Linked DNA regions of Homo sapiens: regions 1 and 2 are each linked to region 3. The links are chromatin loops, found by intact Hi-C in ENCODE. Cell type or tissue: chondrocyte. All regions are shown on one strand. Links, peaks and the distances in the headings refer to the core of each region. The heading gives the core; the rest is flanking DNA. Region 1 holds the start of LOC124903445 (a long non-coding RNA gene). Region 2 has its middle 260 kb from the start of FAM30B. Region 3 has its middle 140 kb from the start of GOLGA6L6.

What was found. Peaks named below come from ENCODE experiments on the same cell type or tissue, not always from the same donor. Only the 100,000 strongest peaks of a DNase experiment are listed, where the experiment ranks them.
Region 1: a loop joins it to region 3, with 3 times the contacts of the local background. A loop is called at or near these places in 4 of 110 quality-filtered maps.
Region 2: a loop joins it to region 3, with 4 times the contacts of the local background. A loop is called at or near these places in 4 of 110 quality-filtered maps.

The regions. Positions count from the first base shown.
Region 1 is chr15:22,255,883-22,262,420 of GRCh38, forward strand. It overlaps LOC124903445 (a long non-coding RNA gene), which reads right to left and starts at 1,751. Exons shown (of 4, transcript XR_007064503.1): 1 at 547-1,751. It also overlaps the pseudogene REREP3. In chondrocyte, for the core only: no CTCF peak of the experiment used is centred there; DNase peaks (open chromatin) are centred at 2,582, 3,099, 3,259 and 3,708.
Region 2 is chr15:20,270,567-20,277,104 of GRCh38, forward strand. It overlaps the pseudogene RHPN2P1. Among named protein-coding and RNA genes, the nearest start is that of FAM30B, 260 kb to the left of the region's middle. In chondrocyte, for the core only: no CTCF peak of the experiment used is centred there; DNase peaks (open chromatin) are centred at 2,005, 2,455, 3,535, 3,645 and 1 weaker place.
Region 3 is chr15:20,396,345-20,402,882 of GRCh38, forward strand. No RefSeq gene overlaps it. Among named protein-coding and RNA genes, the nearest start is that of GOLGA6L6, 140 kb to the right of the region's middle. In chondrocyte, for the core only: no CTCF peak of the experiment used is centred there; a DNase peak (open chromatin) is centred at 2,507.

The DNA of each region.
Region 1 (6,538 bases), core at 1,708-4,207, 1.9 Mb after region 3:
GTAGAGATGGGATTTCGCCATGTTGCCCAGGCTGGTCTCGAACTCCTGGGCTCAAGGGATCTACCCTCGGCCTCCCAAAGTACTGGGATTACAGATGTGAGCCTCTGAGCCCAGCCAAACTGTCTTGATGCTCACGTTATTTCACTACCTTAGATTATGAATTTTGGAATGTGGCCAGTTTCCTGGAATCACATTAAGAAGTGAGGTCCAGGAGAACAACGATTAATTTAATTATTAATAGAAATCAGCCTAGACCTGGGAAATAAGATGAGGAGACCCAACTGTCCCCAGCCTTGTCCTTGTGCCCATGTGGGAGGCCATCCTGACTCCATTTAGATTTTTGCTTCTTCCTACACTGACAAAGAACACTCGGGCGGCTCCAGGGAAATGTGCCCAAGGTGTGGAGGGGGCTGGGGGAGTGGAGATCATTTTTTTCTGTTCCCAACCGTGCCTTTCTGCAATGTCTGTTCATCCTTGAAGACCTAAGACTGGAGAATGTGGGGTTTGTTTGTTTTGGAGAGACTGGGGGGGAGGGGGGGGTCTCACCATGTTGCCCAGGTTGGCCTTGAACTCTTGGCCTCAAGCGATCCTCCTGCCTCAGTCTACCCAGTAGCTGGAACCATAGGCGTGCCAGATTCGGCTGAAGAGTTTTGTTAGGAAGTTTTCAGCACCTTGGATCATATCCTGAAAAAGTTCATTCACTGATTCAACCAATCTCTACTGTGCACTGCCCAGAACCAGAGTGTGAGCTCCACGGGGTAGGGAGGGCGCCAGCTTTGCTCTCAGCTGCCCCCGGGCGCTTGGGACCTGGAACCCATGAATGAACAGACCCCGTTCTAGATCAACAGACATTCAAAGCAGCGCTCTAGGGGAAGGGCAGGGGAGGAATGAGCGTCCAGCCGCCACGGCTCTGCTTCTTTGCCTGTGTGTAAGTGGTGGGATTTAAAGGTGGTTGGGTGCAGAGGCCCTTCCCCCACCTGCAATCCTCCGGTGCCAATGCAAGTGCCAGGGGAGGGGTGGCGTTTCTGTTTACTTCCAGCCAGGTCAGCTCCCTTGCCCCCGCCCCTGTGTTTGCATTTTCTCGGTTTGGCGAGCTGGTGGAGTAGCCGCGGAAAGAAGGCGGATTTAAAGGCTCCATTTGGAGGAGGCTTTTGGAGAAAGCTTGCACCTCCCATCACACCCCCAGGGCAAGTCAGCCGCCTCAAAAGTGCCGGTGCCGGCCCTCTGTGAGCTGAACACCTTCGCACAAACCCCCGGGAGCGGTTACTATTACCCTCATTTTCCCGGGGAGGCGCCTGGGGCTCAGAGAGGCCAAGTGACTCACCCAAGGTCACACAGCTTAGCAGTGGCCGACCCGGGATTGGAACCCGGGGCTCCGGACCCCGCGGCGGCCGTTTCTCGAAGATACCCACTACCTCCCTCTTACACCGCTCAGGAATAAAGCAGGAAGGCCGAAGGCCCCGTTTTCGCCCAAAAACAATGCTCCACGTAAATTTGCGGGAACAAAAGCCACCAGAAATCCAGCCCGGGTTTTCCGCCTCTCTGCTCTCCGCGGACCAATCGCGTCCTGACGGCCGCCGAGAGACTAGAGGCGGTGGCTCCAATATGATCCATAGCCCCCCAGGGCGGCGTGGCCGCGGCATGGGCGAATGGGATTGGGGACCCGGCACAATCACGGGCGGAGAACGGGCCGCCTGAGCCAATCAGCTAGGGAGGGGGGAGGGTGGGCCCGGCCGGCCCGGGCTGCCCGGAGAGGCGGCCACCCCGCCCACTTCTGCTGGTCCCGGCCGCCCGTCAGCCGCGAGCGCGACGATCCCTCTGCTCCTCGGCCGGTGCCTGCTCTGCCGTCGTCGCCGTCGCCGCCGCCGCCCGTCCGCCGCCCGTCCGCCGCGCGGGAGCAGCAAGGCCGGCAAGTCCCGGCAGGATCCCTCCGCGACTGCCGCCTTGCGTCCCTCCCCCTCCAGCGCCCGTTCCGCGGCCGCGGCCCCCATCGCTCCCTAGGCTGCGACGCCGCGCCCGCGGCCCTGGGTAACGGCCGGCCTGGGGCCCGCAGTGACAGACCCTGCGGCGCGGGGGGAGATGGGGGCGGCCGCCTTCCGGGCGACGACGACGACAACGACGAGGAGCAGCCGCCGCCGCTGCCGCTCACCGGCCGCTGCTGGGCACGGGCATGGGCTCGGGAAGGCGCCTCCCCGTGAGCGGCGGGCCCAAGGCAGCTCGTCGCCCCCGGCCGCCGCGGGTCCCCCTACGGCGCCCCGCGCGCGCCCGCCCGCCGGCCCCTGACGGGAGCCTTGCCCGGCTCCGGTCCCCGCCCCGGCGCCCGCCCGGCCCGCGGCGCCCGCGCGCCTTCGCCCGGACCCGACCCCGGCCCGCGCGCCCCCGGTCCCGGCGCGCCCCGGCCGCGGCCCCCGGCGCCCCCCGGCCTCCCCCGCGCGGGCCCCGGGGCGCGGCGCGGCGCGGGCGGCAGCGTGGTGGAGAAGCGCTGCCCGCTGCAGAGGGACGGCGTGTACCGCTGGTTCTCGGAGCTGCCGTCGCCTCAGCGCGTGGAGTTCCTATGCGGCCTGCTGGACCTGTGCATGCCGCTCGAGGTCCGCTTCTTCGGCTCGTGCCTGGAGGACCTGGCCCGCAAGGACTACCACTCGCTGCGCGACTCGGAGATCAAGGCCAACAACCCGGCCGACCTGGGCAGCCTCACCAACCTGACGGACGAGGTGGTGCGCAGCAAGCTGCTGGTGTCGCTGGCGCTGCTGGGCTCGGAGCAGAGCGAGGCGGCGGGCGTGCTCTACCGCAAGCTCACGCACGTGACTCCATCATCCACAACTACGGGCTGCAGCTCAACGAGGGCCGCACGGGCGATGAGTTCCTGCTGCCGTTCACCATGTCCTCCAACCACCGCGCCTTCAGCTTCCACCAGAAGCAGGTGCTGTGCCAGGAGCTCACGCAGATCCAGAGCAGCCTGAACGGCGGCGGGGGCCACCTGCCTGGCCTGCCACAAGGTGCGTGCCCGCCCCGAGTTCTGCTCTGTACCCCAACCCTGCATCCCCAACTCTGTATGCGAAGCCTCCAGCCTGCACCGCGAGCCCCCACCCAGGCCTCCAAGCCTGCGCCGCGACCCCCCCACCCACGCCTCCAGCCTGCACCACGAGCCCCCAGCCCGTGTCCCAAGCCCCATCCTAAGCCTCTGTGTCGCATCCCAAATGTGTGCCCCACCTCTCCAAGCCTCCACCGTACATCCGAAGTCCCCACCCCGTGTCCCAAGCCCCCATCCTAAGCCCGCACTCCTCACCCTAAGTCTGCACTTCAAGCCCCAAGACCGCACCGCGGCCCTGAGCCCACACCCTCAGTCTCCTCTGCGTGCCCCAAAGCCTCCAGATCTCCGCCTCGCGCCCCTTGGGCAGGAGCGGCTGCAGGGGCCCTGGGTCCGAGGATCCGCGGGAGCGGTGCGGGAGACGTCCGCGGTCAGAGCTCACAGTCCCAAGTGCCCTCCTTTCACTTAGCCGGCTGCAAACGCGATAAGGCCTTTGTCCCCTTAATGGGACCCTTGGGTGACAGATAACACACATTGCGGCGCCTTGGTTTCCCCAAATCTGGTATTTATTACTAGAAAAGGAAGGAGCCGTGGCCATGCCAGAAGCCGCGGGTGAGGTGAACATTGCAAGGCACCGGCCTTCGCCTTCTGAGCTGCTCACTCCATACAGGTGGAGGCCCTGCTTGGGGCCTGTGTTGCTGGGGGCCTGCGCGCGGGACGTGGCTGTCCGTGTGAGCTCATTTATGGACACGTGCATGCTGTATGATGTACGCGTGTGTCGCATGTGGGTATGTATGTGTGCACACGTGTGTATTTATGAATGTGCACATGCCTGTGAGCGTTGTGTGTGATCGTTTTTAAGAGCCGGGCTACCTGTAACAGACAGAAAAAGACTCCTAGAGCCTTAAATGCCCATGAAACCTATTTATTGGCGACCCTTAGAAACAAAACCCAGGCTGACGTTTGAGTAGGAGGGCACTGGTGCCTTAAAGAATGTTAGGTTAGGTTAAAGATCTCCCGTCTCCAAATTGAACCGGAAGGGCATCCTGGCCATCCACTTAGCGATGTGAACTTTTGTCTAAGTGTTTCAGAACTGAAAACGCAAAGTGTTTGGGGCTCCAGCTATTTTGAACAGGCCCCTGCAATCCAGTGCCAAAATTTTGCTACCGGAAGAGATTACTTTGACCTGGTGTGATGTGTATTTAGATTACAAACTGATTATTTTTTTGGAAGGGAATAGGTTGCAGTCGGGACCAGTCTTGCTGAGTGCCTCTTTGCAGTGTCTTTAAGCTCTTTGAAGTTAAAACTTTGATAAGACTTTGCTTTTATGAGTGGCTGAGAACACCGTCTGGTTTGCTAGGTTTTTTGTGTGTGTTTTTAAAGCTGTCTTTCAATCCTAGGTTGTGGCTTTTCTTTTTTAATGTCTTCCTCTAAGAAGTGGTTGTGGTACATACATTGGTTTTTTTGTGTGTGACATTTATCTCCAAGACTATAGTTTTCTTTTTAAGTTCAGCTCCCACCCTACATTTCAGGCTGTGTGCTGCGCAGAGGGTCCTAGGAAATGTAGTTGTTTCTAGTAATCCATGTAAGCCTTGACATGCCAGCAAATTGTCGCCTATTCATGGAATCTCAGTCATTTATGGTCAGTTTCATGTGCTGTTTGTTACTCCTTTGTGTAGATTCCACCCACTAATAATTTCTATGGCTGTTGCTACAGTAAAGTCATCTCTTTAAGGGGATTCTTAATGTGTGAGCACGGGTGCATCACTTTATGCAGACAGTGGTGATTATTATTTTGGTTGGGCAGTGAGCTAAACCTGGAACAAAAATGTCTTTTATAGGAGAGCCTTTCTGTCAAGCAGAAATCCCTTTGACGAGATGAAGGAGCTAATCTATTCGTCTCAGCTCACCCCTGCACCGCCCCCCCTCCCCCCCAGCCCCAAGGCCATGGGCACTGAATTTACCAGCCGTGCAACCTTGGCCAGGATCCTTCTACCTCTCAGTGTTGTCCCTATTGCAGTGGAGGGGATGTAACCTACCTCACAGGCTTGTGTTGAGGATTACATAGGTAACATACGTGAGCTTCCAGCAGAGGTGCAGTAAATGCTGCTTTCTCCCTTATGGCCTCTCCGGCTTTTAACATTTATTTTTATAGAGGTATGCTAACTTAAAGCAAGACATGTTTTATAGATTGAATTATTTACATCTTGGCTATGAGCTTTTATGTGTTCTAAATTGGTTTTTGAATAGTTACTTGGAGCTGACAATTTTTTTGTTTCATCTTTGGAAAACTGGAAGATTCTGTGACCCTTAATGAGAGGATTATTATAAGGAGTAACCTTGGGCTGTCATTTCCGTATTTCAAAACAACCGTGGATTCTAGTTTTCCCTACATCCCTAGTGTCACTGCTAAGCTAATTTCAGCCCCATTCATTTAACTTTCGTTTCTGTGCTGCTTCAAAGCTAAGGCTGACGTTGATGAACCCTTTATTGCTTGGAGCAGGCAACTCAGATGAAATCTAGCATTTAAGTATTTTGCTTTCTTAGTTTCTAAATATTCCTGAAAAAGCAGCCCCATTAAAGCTGTCTGCATTCTTTTGTAAGCCTGTTGTATTTTGTTTTGAACTCTTTGAGCTTAGAGATTTTGTGTTTTTCTTTTAGAGATACAAATGTTAATTGCTTTTTAAATTCTTTATCCAATTTGAATTTTTATTTCTTGGCCTGGCAAGGTGGCTTACGCCTGTAGTCCCAGAAGTTTGGGAGGCCAAGATGGGCAGATCGCTTGAGCCCAGGAGTTCAACACCAGCCTGGGCAACACAGCAAAACCCTGTCTCTACAAAAAATACAAAAATTAGCCAGGAGTGGTGGCACACATTTGTAGTCCCTGCTACTGGGGAGGCTGAGGTGGGATGATTACCTGATCCCAGGAGGTAGAAGCTGTAGGTGAGGTATGATCATGCCACTGTACTCCAGCCTGGGTAACAGAATGAGACCCTGTCTCAAAAAATTTTTTTTAAATTTATTTTAACTGTATTTTCCGAAATAGTCATTATTTGCAATTCCTTATCCAAACCCTGTGTTTTTATTTAAAAATTCTTATTATTCTGAGGACTTCTAGAGGTGTAAAAGTAGGGGGAGTATAAAGTAGACATACCTGTGTTTTACTTTCAGAAAGAAAAATACTTCCAGTAGCCACACTGATGATAGGCTGAATTAGTTGTACTCTGCCTAGTGGCGGGTAATGCTGCTGCTTGCTGCTCCTGCAGTCGCCTGTTCCAGGGTGCCAACTGTGGGGGATAGTTGGCTTAGACTTTCCAATGCCTATTTTACGTAAATAAAAGACCATAGTTTTGGAAATAGTTAAATCCTTTGCAGTTTTTTCTTTTTGTCAGTGATAATAAATATGCTATGGTATGTGCACATGCTTATTCTTATTTTAAAAATAACAGCTTTATTGAAAGAGAATTCATATACTATATATACTTCACCCTTTTAAAGTGAAGTCAGTGG
Region 2 (6,538 bases), core at 1,499-3,998, 130 kb before region 3:
TTACAGTCATATGCCACTATGCCCAGCTAATTTTTTTTTTTTTAGATGGGATCTCACTCTGTCGCCCAGGCTGGAGGGCAGTGGCGTGATCTCGGCTCCCTGCAACCTCCACCTCTACCTCCCGGGTTTGAACGATTCACCTGCCTCAGCCTCTGAAGTAACTGGGATTACAGGTGTGCACCACCACGTCCAGCTAATTTCTGTACGTTTGGTAGAGACAGGGGTTTTACCATTTTAGCCAGGCTGGTCTTCAACTCCTGAGCTCAAGTGAGCCGCCTGCTTCAGCCTCCCAAAGTGCTGGGATTACAGGCGTGAGCCACTGTGCCCAGCCTTTAGCCATTACTTTCAATGGCAAAAACTGCAATTACCTTCAAACCAACCTAACAGACACAAGAATGCACAGATGGACAAATATGTCAGGAAGCAATGCTGGCAGTATGTTCTCGGAAGAAGTGAGTACACAGGGGTTTGCTATAAAATTCTTAAAATTTTTTGAAAAGTTTGGAAATTTTCATAATCAAATGTTAGAGAAAAAACTTTAGCTATTCTTCCAAAGACATAACCTAAACTGGATACATGACTTAAGAAACAAATACACTATTAATAAAAGAGGATGTAAGTTTTAAATTTGAAAGCATATCCACTACAGACCCTTTGACTTGGCCTCTCAGGGAAGGCCCTCCTGGGTTTCCAACCTGCCTTGTCCAAGACCCAGGAGGAGCTTCAGAAGCCATCAAAGGCAACAACAAAAATATGGCAGGAATAAACATATCAATTATGCATGTAGCTGGCTGAGAAGGGCCTCAGGGTCACTCTGTAGATATCAACTGACTCTGCCTGTTGAGCCTAAGGCCATTGCAAGGGATACATATTTTCTCTATATCCATTTTTTTGCTTTTTTTTTTGGAGACAGGGTCTCATTCTGTTGCCCAGGCTGGAGTGCAGTTGTATGATCACAACTCACTGCAGCCTCCAATTCCTGGGCTCAAGCGATCCTCTTGCCTCAGCCTCCCAAGTAACTGGGACTACAGGCATGCGCCACTGCAAATGGCCTATTTCCATTTTAAACACTGAGTCCAGTGCCCATGGCTTTGAGATTTACCTTGAGGATGACTGAAAAGTCGATGTCTTTCGTTTCCTTCAGGCCAAGAGGAATCAGGGGAACCGTAAATGCCTCCCTATGAGGAACACAACAAGGTATGTATGAACACCCCCAACCGGACCCTTGTGCATGCCACAGCCTTGCCCTCAGCAGCCCAGCTCAGGTGTGTGCCCCCTCCTTGCCCCATCCAGTACTCACCTGGCTGACAGGCTCATTTTCCATAAGGATGACTCTAGTCATGCCCCACCCTCTGCTCTAAAACTGACCCTGCTCCCTAAGACTGCTGGACCACCCTGCCTAACACATCAGGCCCCTGGCATCTTGACACTGATTTATCTCCCGGTTTCAATGCCTAAATGGTTCCTTTCTTATTTTATTTTTTTTTGAGAGACTCTTGTTCTGTCGCCCAGGCTGGAGTGCAATGGCGCAATCTCAGCTCACTGTAGCCTCCGCCTCTCAGGTTCAAGCAATTCTCCTGCCTCAGCCCCCTGAGTAACTGGGATTACAGGCACAGGACACCACACCCAGCTAATTTTTGTATATTTTTTTAGTAGCAATGGGGTTTCACCATGTTGACCACGTTGGCCAGGCTGGTCTTCTGACCTCAAGTGATTCGTCCACCTTGGCTTCCCAATGTGCTGGGATGATGGATACAAGCCTCTGTGCCCAGCTCAATCTCAATGCTTCTTTTGGCAGCTGTGCTGAGAGTCTATTGTGTGCCAGGGCCTGTGCATGGTGCACTTGCTGCTCCCACCTGGGTGCACCACCCTGCTGCCCTGCGCCTCCTTTGTCAGCTCCTCACCCCCTCCTCCTCTGCTCCCCTCAGCGGGCCCCACAGCTGTGGCAGCTCTCCAACACCCTCACATTCACAACTCTGGGTTCGTAGGGGCCTCTTCTTTGGGAAGTGTCTAGGCGTCCCACCACCAGCACAGAAGATGCCATCAGGGCAGGAGCCCCATCCGACACCGAAGTGCACCTGCCTCCCAGCCCAGGGTCAGACACCCTCCACCTCCTCTCCCCCAGCTGACCACTCTGTAACCACAGGTCGCCTGGGGAGTGCTCCCTGAGCCTACATTCCTAGGGGCAGGGACAGCAGGAAGTGAACGGAGCTCAGGCTGTGTTTTGCAAACAGGGATTCAGCTCCCTGACCTGTAACAGGAGACCTCCTTGGGCTGCTCAGCCCAGCCCCACAAGAAGGCCAGGAAGGCTGGGCAGGGCGAGGGGACAATGCAGCTGTAAGCTGAACCTGGCTCTGCAGCACAGCCATGCTACGGCCAGGTGAGACCCATCCTGGGGGCATGGAAAGCCGAATTCTGCTGAAGGCTCCTCCAGGCTACGCAGGGTGGGAAGCCAGGTTTGTGGCTGTCCAGGCAACAACAAGAGGAGGAGCGACTGTCCTGAGTCCCAACTCCAGGGCACCCCAGCCCCAGTGTGGCACTGACAGCACCCTCTAGGTGCCCTCCGGCTTCCCTGAGTTTTCCCATGAGGGAGGGAAATAACCTCATGCACCATGAGGGAGGGAAATAACCTCATGCACCATGAGGTTATTTCTTTCCCGCCTACCTCCTAGAAGACTGTAAAGATCAACCATGCTAAGAAAGAAACAGTCTACCTTGAAAAAAGAATAGTGCAGGCCAGGCGCAGTGGCTCACGCCTATAATCCCATCACTTTAGGTGGCTGAAACAGGCAGATCACGTGAGGTCAGGAGTTCAAGACCAACCTGGCCAACATGGTAAAACCCCGTCTCTACTAAAAATACAAAAACTACCTGGGCATGGTGGTGTGCGCCTGTAATCCCAGCTACTCAGGAGGCTGAGGCAAGAGAATCACTTCAACCAGGAGGTGGAGGTAGCAGTGAGCCAAGATTACACCACTGCACTCCATGCCTGGGTGACAGAGCAAGACTCCGTCTCAGAAAAAAAAAAAAAAAAAAAAAAAAAAAAAAAAAGATCAACCATACTAAGAAAGAAACAATCTACTTTGAAAACAGGGCCGGGCATGGTGGCTCACGCCCATAATCCCAGCACTTTGGGAGGCCGAGGCAGGCGGATCACGAGGTCAGGAGATTGAGACCATCCTGGCTAATGGTGAAACCCCGTCTCTACTAAAAATACAAAAAATTAGCCGGGCAAGGTGGCGGGCGCCTTTAGTCCCAGCTACTCGGGAGGCTGAGGCAGGAGGATGGTGTGAACCCGGTAGGCGGAGCTTGCAGTGAGCTGAGATCACGCCACTGCACTCCTGCCTGGGTGACAGAGCAAGACTCCGTCTCAAAAAAAAAGAAAAAGAAAAAAAAAGAAAACAGAAAAGCGCAGGACCCAAATGCATGGTGCCGTGTTGAATCTGCACAGCTCTCCCTCTTCCCAGTGACACAGGGCAGTGACTGGCCACTCTAGAGCCCAGGGACCACTCCAGAGATCTTCGGTTCACTCTGTGGGAAGCCCTGTGTTGCACATCCCCACTCTTCGGCACAGCAAATGAGAGTGTGGGACAGCCGACATTTATTACCAAACCTTGGCCCCATCTCGCCTCCTCCAGAACTTGAACCTTTTGGACAAACACTGTAATTGAACACCAGAGCATAGGCTGGGAGAACCTTCCATTAGCTGTCACACTGACTGGGTGTTCAAAACTGCACAGTAGGCCAGGTGTGGTGGCTCACGCCTGTAAACCTAGCACTTTGGGAGGCTGAGGCCGGCAGATCACAAGGTCAGGAGCTCGAGACCAGCCTGGCCAACATGGTGAAACCCCATCTCTACTAAAAATACAAAAAATTAGCTGGGCATGGTGGCATGCGCCTGTAGTCCCAGCTACTCAGGAGGCTGAGGCAGGAGGATTGCTTGAACCTGGGAGGCGGAGGTTGTGGTGAGCCGAGATCATGCCACTGTACTCCAGCCTGGGTAACAGAGAGAGACTCCATCTCAAAAAACAAACAAACAAACAAACAATAAAAACCGTACAGGAGCCCACAGGTAAGCCAGGCACGGGGTATCACAAAGGGAAGAGCCAGCGAGCTTTCACACACTGACACTTCCCCTCCAGCTCTGAAACCACCCTGGTGCCCTGTGGAGGACCAGCACCAGGAAACACACATTCCATAGGTGACTTAAGGTTCCCAAATCCAGGGAGCTATTTTCCGACTGAGTTTACCCTGGGGCCCACCTACTTTTTGAGAAGTCTCATGCCCCTACTAAAAAAGCACGTAAACCCTTCTTTGAACTGTCTCAAAGTTATTTCTCCTTAAAAAGAAGCATTTCACTTAGGGTTTTGTTTTGTTTTTGTGTTTTTTGAGACAGGACTTCTTTCTGTTGCCATTACTGCAGTCTCGACCTCCCTGGCTCAAGTGATCTTCCCACCTCAGCCTTCTGAGTAGCTGGGACTACAGGTGTACACCACCATGCCCGGCTAATTTTCCTATTTTTTGTAGAGATGGGGTTTCACTATGTTGCCCAGGCTGGCCTTGAACTCCTGGGCTCAAGCAATCCCCCATCTCAGCCTCCTGAAGAGCTGGATTACAGACATGAGGCAAGAGGGGCATTTCTTTCATAGTTAGATCTCCATTTTTGGAGATGCATTGCAATTCTGAGGGATGGTGTTGTTGGCTTTCATCTTGCAGAAATCAATTCCAAAATTGAGTTATGGAGAATGATACGATAGAGTGCCTTCAAAACTGACCTAGGAGCCAGGCACAGTGGCTCACATCTGTAATCCCAGCACTTTGGGAGGCCAAGGCGGGCAGATTACTTGAGACCAGGAGTTCAAGACCAGCCTGGCCAACATGATGAAACCCTGTCTCTACTAAAAAAAAAAAAAAAAAAAAAAAAATTAGCCAGGTGTGATGGTGCACGCCTGTAATCCCAGCTACTCAGGTGGCTGAGGCACAAGAATCGCTTGAACCCAGAAGGTGGAGATTGCAGTGAGCTGAGATCTCGCCACTGCACTCCCACCTGGGTGAGAGAGGGAGACTCTGTGTCAAAAAAAAAAACAGGAAATACAACCTTAAAAGGAGACTGGTGTGTTACTTTGTTTTAATTTGGATTTTTCTGTTTCAGTTTGTCACCTCCAGCTAGGAAACAGACTGCAGTCCAGCATCTAAGTACAGTGCACAGAATCTCTGTGTGTGCATAGTGGCCTCCCCTTACAGGGTCAATTTTGGCCTTTGGCCTTAATCCCGAAGTATTTGTGTATGCTTTCTGTTCCTTGGCAAATAAATGAGAAAATAATTAGCCAACATTGGAAAGGTATTGTCCTAACAATGTCCCTTTAATGTTTCTTAGGAAAATTATGATGACCCACTAAAATATCCTTGCTCAATGTCTGTTCAGTTGAATTTAATAACATATCTTGCTAATGTTTGCATGTCTATGAAATGTGACTACGCGGAATTACTGAAACTTAACTATAAAATCCAAGGCATCTAACTTTTAAACTTATCTTGGTTCATCACGTATATTTACACTAGATTTTATACTGTCTTCATTTGTTTTTTTTTGTCTGTTTGTTTTGAGACAGAGTCTTGCTCTGTCAGCCGGGCTGGAGTACAGTAGTGTGATCTCGGCTCACTGAAACGTCCAACTCCCGGGTTCAAGCAATTCTGCCTCAGCCTCTGAGAAGCCAGGATTACAAGTGTGCACCACCACATCTGGCTATTTTTATTTTTAGTAGAGACGGGGTTTCATCATGTTGGCCAGACTGGTCTCGAACTCCTGACCTCAGGTGATCCACCCGCCTCAGCCTCCCAAAGTGTTGGGATTACAGGAGTGAGCCACTGTGCCTGGCCTCACAAATGCCTTTTTGTCACTGCAGATATTTCCCAACACTACAGATATTTCCCAACACTGCAGATATTTCCCAAGAAATGGGCTCATCCCTTCCAGTCTAGCACCTCACTCAACCCCAAACCTGATGGTTCTCTCACTTCCCAAAGCTGGGGCTGCCACACCCCAGTCTAGAACCCTATCTGCCCTGTTTGTGCAGATAGGGTTCGTACCCAGGTACCTCTTCATACCCTGGATATATGAAGGATCTCTGGCTCAGAGGCTTCTGGAAGGTGTGCTGCTCCCACTTACTCTGTGTTCTGATAGATGCCCACTGAGATGTTCAGCCCCTCCAGCTCTTCCTTGAGCATCTGCAGGTCTGAGTTGACCAAGCTCAGCTCCAGCCGCACTTGTTCCCGCACCTTTGGGTTCGCGGCCACTCTGTTCAAAGAGAAGAGGGAGAGAAGTGCCCTCAGCCAGGTATCCCGGCTTCTGGGTGAGCAGAACCAATCCCCAGTCCCTGCAGGGAGGATCAGGGCACGGCTTGCAGAGGAGGGCCAGGAGTGTTGGGTAAGGTATCCCAGGGACACGGAGCACCTGCCCAGCTTGCAGTACACCTGCCAGTACGTGGAGCTGCGGACACAGGCAATGACACTGTGAGCTGCAGACATGAACTCTATG
Region 3 (6,538 bases), core at 1,458-3,957:
GGTGTGCTTTTTTGGTTCTCACTCTCCATCAAAGATTAGTTTTTCAAGTTATGAGTTCTTGGAGGAAGATGCTACGTGAAACATAACTTTACCATCTTTAGCTGCAATCTTAATTCCACTTGATCACACAAATCTTGCTTTCCTATTTGTATTGACTATATCTCCTCTATGGTTTAACTTATGCATGTAAGGAATAGCAGTTCTGCCATTGCCTGTACAGAGATGAAAGTGTTCTTGATCTAAATGAGTGTTTTCAAGTCAGATGACTTTTTATATTTATTTTCTAAAGAAATAATACAATATTTATCATTTAATAGTTTAAAAGTATATTAATATATCCCTACCATTACTTGAGAAAATGACATATGGAGATAATTGTATCCCAATATGAAAATAAAGAGGTATGGATATTTTTTAGACATAAAATATGGGTAGGACATAAGTGGCCACAAATACTAAAGTGTTTCTTTTTCTACTTACATTACAGTGTGAAAAAGTTAGTCTAGCACTAGATGAGTAAGAGTCAAATAAGACAATGATTAGGAAGACAGTGTCTGGGAAGCCAACATTCAAAGAGCTACTAAACTATAAATTAAGTCAAATTTCCCAATGCTTTAATAGTAAATTGATACTCTATCAAATAATCATATCTTATTAATAAAGCAGCATCATTACAACTGAAAAAATTATGCAAGAGTAAAATGAATCATTTGTGACTTTCTGAGAAAAATATATTTTGGTTATCTTTAGAAGAAAACAATTGATCTGCAGTCGAATTACCTTAGCAAAATAAATTTAAAATTAGATTTGGAGTCAGCTAACAATTGCGATTTGCATTTCAAAATAATTTGTTAGGAATTCAAAGTATATTATTTCATATAAGTTGAAATACAAATTGAGACATCTGCCAAATTTTACCTCAAAGATGGAGTAATTCATTGAATCATTTATGATTTGAAATACTGTTTTTTACCTTTTCTCAGGTTAACAAAAATCATGAGAACTGCTTTATTGAACACCAATTTTTGCCAGGCTAAGCATTACATATGCATATACACAAATACACACACATACTGTGTATATTACATGTATGTACTCTCTACTTCACAAAAAATACTTGCAAGAAAATATTTATAAACCCATTTTACATGTGAAAAAATAGGCTCAAAAAGGTTGGTTACATTTCCCTCAGTTAAAGAGCTCATATACTGCAGAGGTGATAACCAAACCTGTTCCATCTATTCTACATCTTTCTGATGCTGCTCTACGTTTTCAAACTTCAATATAAAAAATGGTTAGCAATTATATTTATATAGATATTTGCAGTGTGTGAAGGAGATGAGAAAACATTTAAATTAACTTAGAGTGATCTCACTGACTTTTACTTTCAAGCACCTAGGATGTTCTCATGCAAATAGCTCTTGTCAATACATTTTTTTCATATAGCACTGAAGATAATGATGGATCATTTTCAATTAAAAATCTAATGTCTCAGACAGACGGAATCATGAATCTACATTCTTTTAAGTTACAAGAAATAATATAATGAGATATGCATACAACACTACCAGTAATAAGCCTGAGATATGGTAAATTTAGTGCAATAAGTTGTTCATAAATGTGTCTCTATGGAATAATAAAAGGTACAGAGAGAGACAATAGTAGGTGTACAAAAGATGCTCTTAACAGTCTTGTTTCAAAGTCCAGACCCTTTTGAGTAGTAAATAACTATAAATGACCTCCTATTTGAAAATAACAATTAGTTAGCTGAGTCTTATTATTTACAATTGTTTAGACTATTCCATCAATTTATCCTTTTACAGTGCTTTCCAATGTGTCTGCTAGAATATTTAGTGTTTTCCTTACTTCCTTTATTGTCTCTCAATATAAATACCCCTTAATATGCTAAATACCTTCTCTTCTATTTTCATCAGAAGCTGATTCTCGAAGGAATGATACATACATTATCGTCATCTTATTCAATTCCCATTCACTTTTCAACAGACTAAAATAAGAAATCCATATTCACTACTATTTTCAGGGATTGATATCGCTCTACTTTCCCTGACAATTGTTTCCACAACCCTGGAATTTCCTTCCTCCTTTTTATATTTCCACAAATTCTTTCACCACTCAGCTAGAACACTCACTTTCGTAGACCAAGAAACTTAGTTCAGCCATCAACTTGTCATTTTTTTTATGTGTCTTCTAGGGTAAACAAATTTTGTTAAGTATTAAGGAATTACTTGCTCAAGGGACATTTATTCTCTATTGTCCAAAAACTCTGAGTCCTAATTTGTTTGCTCTTCTAGTCACCTCTAATGACAGCCCTGTTGATATTTAGCTTAGAGGGTACTTTCTTAATTGAGCTGAAATATATTAGAGAGAAAAACACACAAATCAAGGGCAAGTCAGAATGTAAAGTTGTTCCTAAAATGGCAGGACAATTATAGTAAAATAGGCCAGGTGCAATGGCTCACGCCTGTATTCTCAGCACTTTGGGAGGCCAAAGCGGGTGGACCACTTGAGGTCTGGAGTTTGAGACTAACCTGGCCAACATGGTGAAACCCCATCTCTATTTAAAAAAATACAAAAATTAGCCAGGTGTTGTGGTATGCAGCTGTAATTCCAGCTACTTGGGAGGCTGAGGCAGGAAAATCACTTGAACCCAGGAAGCAGACGTTGCAGTGAGCCGAGATCTCACCACTGCACTCCAGCCTGGGCAGCAAAGCGAGACTCCAACTCAAAAAATATGTATATATGATAAAATAAGAGCAAACATATTTTATATCACAAGGCAAGTTAGTTACAGTAAATTGCAGGTGCAGATGAAGTAGTTATCAAGGAGCTTAAGTACTGAATCTGAAAGAAACTCCAGCTTTATTTACAGTGAATACTGTAAATAAGACATTTTCTATATTATTATAACAAATTTTTGTAAGTATATTTTTCTTATTTATAATTCAGTATTTTTGTATTAAGGTGCATTGATTAATGATAATTTACTTTCTATCTCAATTATGAAGATGTATAATTTCTCTTTTTTTTCTCTTTTTTCTTTCCAATGTTTATTTTAAGTTCAGGGATACATGTGCAGGATGTGCATGTTTATTACATAGATAAACATGTGCCATGGTGGTTTGCTGCACAGATCATCCCATCAACCAGGTATTAAGCCCAGCATGCATTAGCTATTCCTCCTGATGCTCCTCCTCCTCCCAGCCCCATCCTCTGACAAGCCCTAGTTTGTGTTTTTTCTTATCATGTGTCCATGTGTTCTCATCATTCAGCTCCCACTTATAAGTGAGAACACTTATTTTGTTTTCTGTTCCTGAATTAGTTTGCTAAGGATAATGGCCTCCAGCTCCATCCATGTTTCTGCAAAGGACACAATCCCATTCCTTTTCATTGCTGCATAGTATTCTGTGGTGTATATGTACCATATTTTCTTTATCCAGTCTATTATTGATGGGCATTTGAATAAGAATGTAAGAATAACTTATATTCTTTTGGGTATATACCCAGTAATGAGACTGCTTGATTGAACGGCATTTCTGCTTCTAGGTCTTTGAGGAATCACTATATTGTCTTCCACAATGGTTGAACTAATTTACACTCCCATAAACAGTGTAAAAGCATTCCTTTTTCTTCAGACCACGGCAGCATATGTTGTTTCTTGACTTTTCAATAATCGCCATTGTGACTGGTATGAGATGGTATTTTATTATGGTTTTGATATGCATTTCTCTAATGATTAGCAATGTTGACCTTTAAAGCCAGAGTGGCTCCTTTCCTCCAAATGACCACAACACCTTTCCAGCAAGGGCTCAGAACTGGACTGAGGCTGAGATGGCTGAAATGACAGAAGCAGGCTTCAGAATGTGGATAAAAACAAACTTTGCTGAGCTAAAGGTATCTGTTGTAACCCAGTGCAAAAAAGCTAAGAATCATGATAAAACAATGGAGGAACTGAAAGCCAAAATAGGTGCAATACAGAGGAACATGACCAACCTGACAGAGCTGAAAGACACACTACAAGAACTTCATAGTGCAATCACAGTATTAATAGCAGACTAGACCAAGAATATTAGAGGTTGAAGACTCTCTGTCTGAAATAAGACAGGCAGACAAGAATAGAGAGATAAGAATAAAACGGAATGAACAAAACGTTTGGAAAATATGGGATTATGTAAAGAGATGGAATCTACAACTAATTGCGGTACTTGAACGAGACAGGGAGAATGGAAGCGATTTGGAAAATGTACTTCAGGATACCATCAAGGACATCTTCCCCACCTAGCAAGACAAGCCAACATTCAACTTCAGAAAATGCAACAAACCCCAGTAAGATGCTCCATGAGAAGATCATCCCCAAGATACATAATCATCAGATTCTCCAAGGTCGACATGAAAGAAAAAATGGCAGCCAGAGAGAAAGGCCAGGTCACCTACAAATGAAAACCCATCAGACTACAGAGGACCTCTCGGGGGAAACCCTATAAACTAGAAGAGATAGGGGGGCCAATATTCAACATTCTTAAAGAAAGAATTTTCAACCTAGAATTTCACATATGGCCAAACTAAGCTTCATAAGCAAAGGAGAAATAAGATCCTTTTCAGACAAGCAAATGCTGAAGGAATTTATTACCACCAGACCTGCCTTATCAGAGCTCCTGAAGGAAGCACTAAATATGGACAGGAAAAACTGTTACCAGTCACTACAAAAACACACTGAAGTACACAGACCAGTGACACTATGAAGCAACTACATAAACAAATCTGCAAAATAACCAACTAGCATCATGATAACAAGATTTTTTTTTTTTTTCTTAAGACAGGATCTCACTCTGTCACCCAGGCTGAGTGCAGTGGCACAATCACGGCTCACAGCAGCCTCGACCTGTCAGGCTCAAGCGATCCTCAGCCTGCCAAGTAGCTGGAGCTACAGGCACATGTAATATGCCCAGCAAATTTTTGTACTTTCAGTAGAGATGGGGTCTTGCTATGTTGTACAGGCTGGTCTTGAACTCTTCAATTCAAGTGATCTGCTCACCTGGGCCCCACAAAGTGCTGGGATTACAGGCATAAGCCACTGTGCTCAGAAAGATGTACAATTTCTACTTGGCATTCTTACTGCCCTAATATTAATGAGTTTTTTTATTATGGGAAGAATTAAAATTTTGACATTGTGACGGGGCCTTCCTAAAGACCCAGAGCACTTCTGGATATTATTAGATAGAAAAATCTTTTGTAAATGATTATACAGTGAATAGGATACTACACTGTCCATGACTTGGGGATTAAACTCCAAGAGAGGGTTTTGTGAAATGTGCATTATTTTGTGCTGAGGAGGTAGCAGCTTCATCATGGACCTGGTGCCCATCAGTCGGTTATTAGCCAAAGACATTCATGCCTTTCAGCCTCCCCATAAGCTCAGCTATTTACTAGTTACTCCATAATCCCATTTCTCTCTTGTCAGCATTTAAAAAAAAAAAAACTTTATACTAGGTTTGCAATTAGTTGACTATAATATTACCAAGGAATCTGTCAGTAATTTATATAGTTGCTACTTACCAATGTAATCACATTTGCCTCTCTAGTGTAACATTTAAAAGAATGAGACAAATAGTTTTGGTCACTTACAATGTACTTTTAGTTTTTAGTTCTTTATCTTTGTAACTTTTTTTATTGAAGCATAAAAAGAATTTGGAAAAATTCTCAAACACCAGGACATAGAATCACAGTAAATCACAATCTGCCCGACCCCATGATCCTTTTAGGCAATTAACTCCGATGACAACCACATTCTTACCTGAAACGATAGATAGATTTTGCTTGTCCTTGATATTATATTACTGGAATTATAAGATATGCATGTTTTTTGCCTCTGGCTTATTTCATCAAAATCTTTGTGAATTTTATACAAATTTATGTGCATAGTTGTATTTTGTTTGTTTTCAGTTCCACAGAATACAAATATACCACAATTCATAAACTCATTTTATTGCATACAGAGCGTAAGTGATAATTCTAGAAAATGTCCTTTGTTGAAGGTATGTACACATTTATGTTTGGTATGATTGCAAATATGAGACATATGGTATAAATATGTTCAATAGATACTATCAAAAAGTGTTCCAATGTGGTTTTTTTTTAATGAAACTCTCGGCAGATTTAATTTTTTTAATTGTGGTAAAATATACTTAATATAAAATTTGTTATATTCAACTATTTTTATGTGTACAATTTATTGGCATCAATTACAACATAATGTTGTGCAACCATTACTACTATCTTTTTCCAAAAATTTCCTCACCTAAACAGAAACACTGTACCCATTAAGCAATATCTTTCCATTTCTGCCTTTCCCCTGGTAATCTCTTGTACATTCTTTTTCAATGAATTTGCCTTGTCTGGATAATTCATGTAAGTGGTATCATGTAATATTTTCCCAGGCAACTTAAATCACTTAGCACAGTATTTTCAAGGTTCATTCATGCGGTAGCATGTATCAGAACATCATTTCTTTCTCGGACTG